Regions from separate parts of the Homo sapiens genome. Here region 1 is linked to region 2. The links are chromatin contacts, found by Hi-C or POLR2A ChIA-PET in ENCODE. All regions are on one chromosome and are shown on one strand. Each heading gives the region's core, a stretch centred on a gene start or an enhancer-like site at or near the end of the contact. The rest is flanking DNA. Distances are from core to core; before and after follow the strand shown.

Region 1 (2,700 bases), core at 22-2,521, 45 kb before region 2:
GCATCGCTCTGTATCACGGTCCCCAAGTTAACTCAGGAAACACACATGGCACGTGAGATCTGTGAAACGACAACAGCTGAGCTACAGTTTTAGTCCCCAGCCTGACGGTGGGGGGTCCTCATTTGCAATTTGTCATACACACAGACAACTCCCTTGTTAAAGGGAACATGATGATGAGAGATAATATCCTCGAGAGGCCTGTTAAGGACAGAGTTAAGCCCCTACTTCTCTCTAAAAGTATTACACTTCAAGTAGGTCAATTAATAGAGGAAGAGTCAGGAATGCAGTTATCCCCGCAAGAGGATAAAACCAGAGATAAGGCAGGATGGGGAGGGGCTTAAGGCAGCAAGACTCCTGGGCAGAATGTTCTGGGAGGGGCCTCCACCACCTCAACCATGAGGGAGAGGAAGGGATAAGGGACAGAAAGGGATGGGAAGTAAGGATCTGATGACCAACCACCATGGCCTCCCTGGTGCAAATGCTTTATATACTTTTATTCTGTCCATTAACTCTCATTTGCATGTACAAATTTTAAAAGTTTAAATAGTAATTTGTCCAGAGTTACATTTCTAAGAAGTGGCAAAGCCAGAACTAAACCAGTTCGCATTCTTTCCACAGTTAAGCTCTCCCCACCCCACCCCTCAGTGCACTGGTAGAAAGGAGACCACATTTCCCAGGGAGCTCCCCTACCAGTGAGAGGGGCGCTCCCGCCCAGAAAGGGAAGGAGCGGTGAGCCCAGCACGACTCTGCGGACCTACGAGGCAGAAGGGAGGAGGCGGACTCCACCAATCTTCCCTAGGCAGTGTTTAAACAGGCTGCGGCCCATGCTGCAACCCACTCTAGTCAACACGCGTGCTCTTCAATCCCAAATGGGCTCTCTAGTGAATCCCCTAGGTGGCCTCGGAGAGCAAGAGTCCAACACAGGGCTGGCCAGCAGGGGTCCCCTCTGGGACCAGCTCTAATGGACTGAAACCCTGAGGAGTCTAGTCACAACAGGCTGCCATCCTCCAGGAGGCTGCAGAACCATGCCTTTCTTTCATTCTTCTTTCTGTAATGTCTTTGGTGTGCCTAAAAGAATTTATAGGTCATGTCACTAAGGTATTCGGAGGGATAGCAGTAGGTGACAACACCTTTATGCTCTGGTGCAATTGGTCTAAAGAGTCCGGAATAAACTGCTTCGCATAATCTAAGCTTGCTTCCAGGAAGCTGCTTCCAATACCATGGCCTCTGGGGACAGGGCAAGGCAGGAAGTGCGTGGGCAGGGCTGACTACGAAGGCTTCTGGCTGAAGAGCATGAATCAGAGTTCTCACTGAACACGGCACGCACGTGGAAAAGCTTTCAGGCGAGAAGCACTAGAAAGGAGGGAAGACGAAGTGGGAGAGCACTGCTGAGGCCAAGGCAAAAATATAAGTAAAAACATTGATCATAGGAACAGTTCTTAACTTTCTGGGCAGTAAGCAGTTAAGTGAAACTGTCAAAGCACCACAGTTAACCCCAAGACCACCAGAAGATATTGTCTGTACCGTCCTGCAAATTTAATGAGTACACAGGCAAAGTGCTTCACACCAGGTACTGAATTATGCAAGCTGTGAGCCATCCACCCACAGTTCTGCCTTTGCCCATGAGTCCTCACTGGCAGCTTGTCACAGAAACTCAAGGTGGATGAAGCCCAACCTTAGGACCCACAGAGAAGAAAGTCAGGTGAGTTTGGGCAGGAGGAGGGAGGGCTGGCGGCAGGGCAGACAGCAAGACGGGATGGATGATGGAATGGTAATGGCATCAGGGCCGCACGCCAAGGGATGCTGCCAATCGCAATTATAGGGCCATTTTCACCAGCTGAACTGGACTGTCAATTTGGAACTAATGTCGCAACGTGAATGCCCCAAGCAGGAGTCACAGCGAGTAACGGTCCACCTTGGGCTGTTCCATGAATAGCTTTGGAGCACCTCCAGGTGTGGAGTACTGTCCTAGGGCAACTTAGCTGCTTCTTCCCCGATTATCCATATCTGAGCCTGAAAATCCTAAGAAAAGGTAGAACCCACTGATTTATGCGTCTTGACTGCATCTGTATTAGCCCATTTTCATGCTGCTGATAAAGACATAACCAAGACTGGGCAATTTACAAAAGAAAGAGGTTTAATAGACTTATAGTTCCACATGGCTGTGAAGGTCTCACAATCATGGCGGAAGGTAAGGAGGCGCAAGTCACATCTTACATGGATGGTGGCAGGCAAGAGAGAGCTCGTGCAGGGACGTGAGACTTGTTCACTACGGACAACAGCACAGGAAAGACCCGCCCCTATGATTCGATTACCTCCCACTGGGTTCCCCCTATGGCACGTGGGAATTGTGGGAGTGACAATTCAAGATGAGATCTGGGTGGGGACACAGCCAAGCCATATCAGCATCCATCTATAAAATTCATTCCAAAACATTTGGGGGTGGGGGGCACAAGGAAGCGAGTGACTTGTGCTGATACCAATTGCTTTGCCCACAAAGCAGAGGCCTGTCTAATCATCCCAGGGGAAAGAAGACAAGTGGATCTTAGAAGCCATCCATGCAGTGCTCCCCAAAGCCAACCCGGCTGCCTGACTAGGCGCCTCCCACCACACCTAGCAGTGTGAGCACTCAATACCAAGGGTTTCACAGTTTGTCACACATGGCCACATGACACTCCCTGTGAGGTGGACAGGTCAAGC
Region 2 (2,700 bases), core at 58-2,557:
AAAATTTTCAAAAGCTAACGGAAACCTCCTAAAAAGTTTACTGGTACCAGGAGTTCCAGACCAGCCTGGGCAACATAACACTCATCTCTAAAAGAAACAAAAAATAAAAAAATTAGCAGGGCATGATAGACCACTCCTGGAGTCTCAGAAAGCCCTGTCTCAAAAAAAAAAAAAAAAAAAGGCCAGGCACCGTGGCTCATGCCTGTAATCCCAGCACTTTGGGAGGCCGAGGCGGGTGGATCACGAGGTCAGCAGATCGAGACCACCCTGGCTAACATGGTGAAACCCCGTCTCTACTGAAAATACAAAAATTAGCCGGACATGGTGGTGGGTTCCTGTAGTCCCAGCTACTTGGGAGGCTGAGGCAGGAGAACGGCGTGAACCCGGGAGGCGGAACTTGCAGTGAGCCCAGATCGCACCACTGCACTCCAGCCTGGGCGACAGAGCGAGACGCCATCTCAAAAAACAAAAACAAAAGTCTATTGGTAAGAGACACGCATAGAAAACACCACCACCACACTTGATTCACCTAGCACCTACCAACACCTCAAGCTTTACATAATGACTCACATTTCCAAAACCTAGATAATGAAGGACAATCAGATCCAGAGCTACACCAGTGCCCAAAGAGCAAATCCACCCTCCGTCTGACTCAGAGCTCCCTCTTACTGCACAGCTAGTCCGTGCCTGAGACATAACGGGCATTCGTCATGAGCAACTGAGCACAGATGGGTCTGTGACTGCCTCCCATGTGTCAGGCACTGTGCTGGGTGCTTTGCATTTTCAAATAACCTGGCAAGGTGTATATCACCAGCTCTATTTTACACCTAGGAACTGTAGCTCTGGAAGAGAAACGCCCAGGTGGTCTAGGCCTCACTGGTACCCAACTCTGTTTTGCAGCCGGTATGCCCCATTTGTGTTGATGATCACTAGATAAGAGACTTAAGACTATGCACTTCCTCTCGGCCATGGTCCAGAACTGAGACACGGTTTCCTCAACTCATCACGGACACAGTAACGGAAAAACCCTGCGCAGGCTCTCTAGCTCCCAGCAGTGCATTTTCACTGACTCTCACGTATCACCTGCTCTGTCACCCACCACCTCCCCACCTTCTTTTTTCTTAATGTAAAAGAAATAAAACCTGAGAGGTTATACACCTGCCATCACAAAGCCCCTCTCCCAGTAAAAGCAGGAGGATGAGAGCACATCCACTGCTGTCAGTCACTGCTCTCCTCAACACTGAGTTCAACGAAACAGCCTTTCTTCCTTCTTCACCCAGCTGAAAACTTAACTTTGAGAATTAGCAAAACTGCCCATAAGCCCCGAGCCCCAGGGCATCTGAGTGCTGGTGAAACATGGGCCATCCCACAGGACATGGATCGTCTTAACCGTCTTGGCCATACCTTACTCCAACCCATAAGAGAAAATCAGCCAGGTGTGGTGGCTCCCACCTATAATCCCAGCACTTTGGGAGGACGAGGCAAGAGGATCACATGAGCCCAGGAGCTAAAGACCAGCTGGGCAACATAATAAGACCCACCCTCTCAAAAAAAAAAGGGGAAAAAAAAAAAGATATGACTTGGCTCTGTGTTCTCATCTTGAATTGTAGCTCCCATAATTTCCACGTGTCGTGGGAGGGGCCTGGTGGGAGGTAATTGAATCGCGCGGATGGATCTTTCCTGTGCTGTTCTCATGATGGTGAATAAGTCTCACAAGATCTGATGTTTTTATAAAGGGGAGTTCCCCTACACAAGCTCTCTTGCCTGCCACCATGTGAGACGCGACTTTGCTCCTCATTCACCTTCTGCCATGATTGTGAGGCCTCCCCAGCCATGAGGAACTGTGATTCCATTAAACCTCTTTCCTTTATAAATTACCCTGTCTCTGGTATGTCTTTATTAGCGGCGTGAGAACAGACTAATACAGGAGGATTTTACCTTCTGGACCAACAGGGACAGCATCGTCAGCAACCCTGCTCCTGGAACAATTTTCTCCTGCTTCTCCTGTTCCATCAAAAGACTAACTCATTATTTTGTCCAAAGATACTATCTACATTTATGAAGACTGAGAAAGTTACTTTAACCACTTTTGTAATGCAAAGATATTTTATAGGTACTTAATATTTAATTGTAATTCAATGATGTTCTCACAGAAGTAACTCTGCCAGCATTCTGTATCTGCACAGCACATAAGCTCAGAAAAGTTCTGTTTCTATCCAAGTTAACATACAATTCTAATAAGTTTTTTCTTGCAACATACCTGCTACTTCCCCTTTGTGACTACAACTGTATTATACTTCAGCACTTGGTTGAAAATAGCTGATTGAAAGTGGTGATGTACATGTCAATATTCGCTTGTTTTCAGGTTTTTATTCCCCCGTCTGTGTTTGAGAGACATTAATCAGAAAGGAAAGGATAAGTTGGTATCTGTGCAGAAGAGGGTTAAGAAAGCAGGCCCCAGCAGCCCTCCTTTCAAAGCCCTGCTTACAGGGGTGGCCCGTGGCTGGGGTCTGCGGACTTGGATTTCTGGAGGATTCCCACCACCCTAACTAGTAAGTGGGGTTCGCTGTGCCTCAACTGTTTTCCAACAATATGGTTTATGCTGAATGCCTGCTTTCCTGCCAGAAGGCTGGGATTTTGGCAAAGGCTACCTGTCACCAGCCTCCAGTAAAAACCCTGGGGGCTAAGTCTCGGATGCGC

What was found. A loop is a pair of places that touch in the nucleus more often than their neighbours do. ChIA-PET counts read pairs that join two places held with the same protein, here RNA polymerase II (POLR2A). Pooled maps may share reads with other maps.
Region 1: a pooled map shows a loop between it and region 2 (6-fold over the local background). The contact joins two enhancer-like sites. A Hi-C loop is called at or near these places in 2 of 168 maps with a recorded cell type or tissue (Caco-2 and pancreas) and 6 of 50 pooled maps. POLR2A ChIA-PET finds 5 or more read pairs at or near these places in 4 of 52 experiments (BJ, H1, activated CD4-positive, alpha-beta T cell and 1 more).

What each region holds. Positions count from the first base shown.
Region 1 is chr17:80,648,447-80,651,146 of GRCh38, reverse strand. All of the region lies in intron 3 of RPTOR (regulatory associated protein of MTOR complex 1), which reads right to left. Among named protein-coding and RNA genes, the nearest start is that of RPTOR, 100 kb to the right of the region's middle. Within about 2 kb of position 1,271, at least 10 of the 41 ENCODE cell types and tissues checked have a DNase peak (open chromatin) inside an H3K27ac peak, as active enhancers do.
Region 2 is chr17:80,603,790-80,606,489 of GRCh38, reverse strand. The region is part of intron 1 of RPTOR (regulatory associated protein of MTOR complex 1); the gene reads right to left. Among named protein-coding and RNA genes, the nearest start is that of RPTOR, 60 kb to the right of the region's middle. Within about 2 kb of position 1,307, at least 2 of the 41 ENCODE cell types and tissues checked have a DNase peak (open chromatin) inside an H3K27ac peak, as active enhancers do.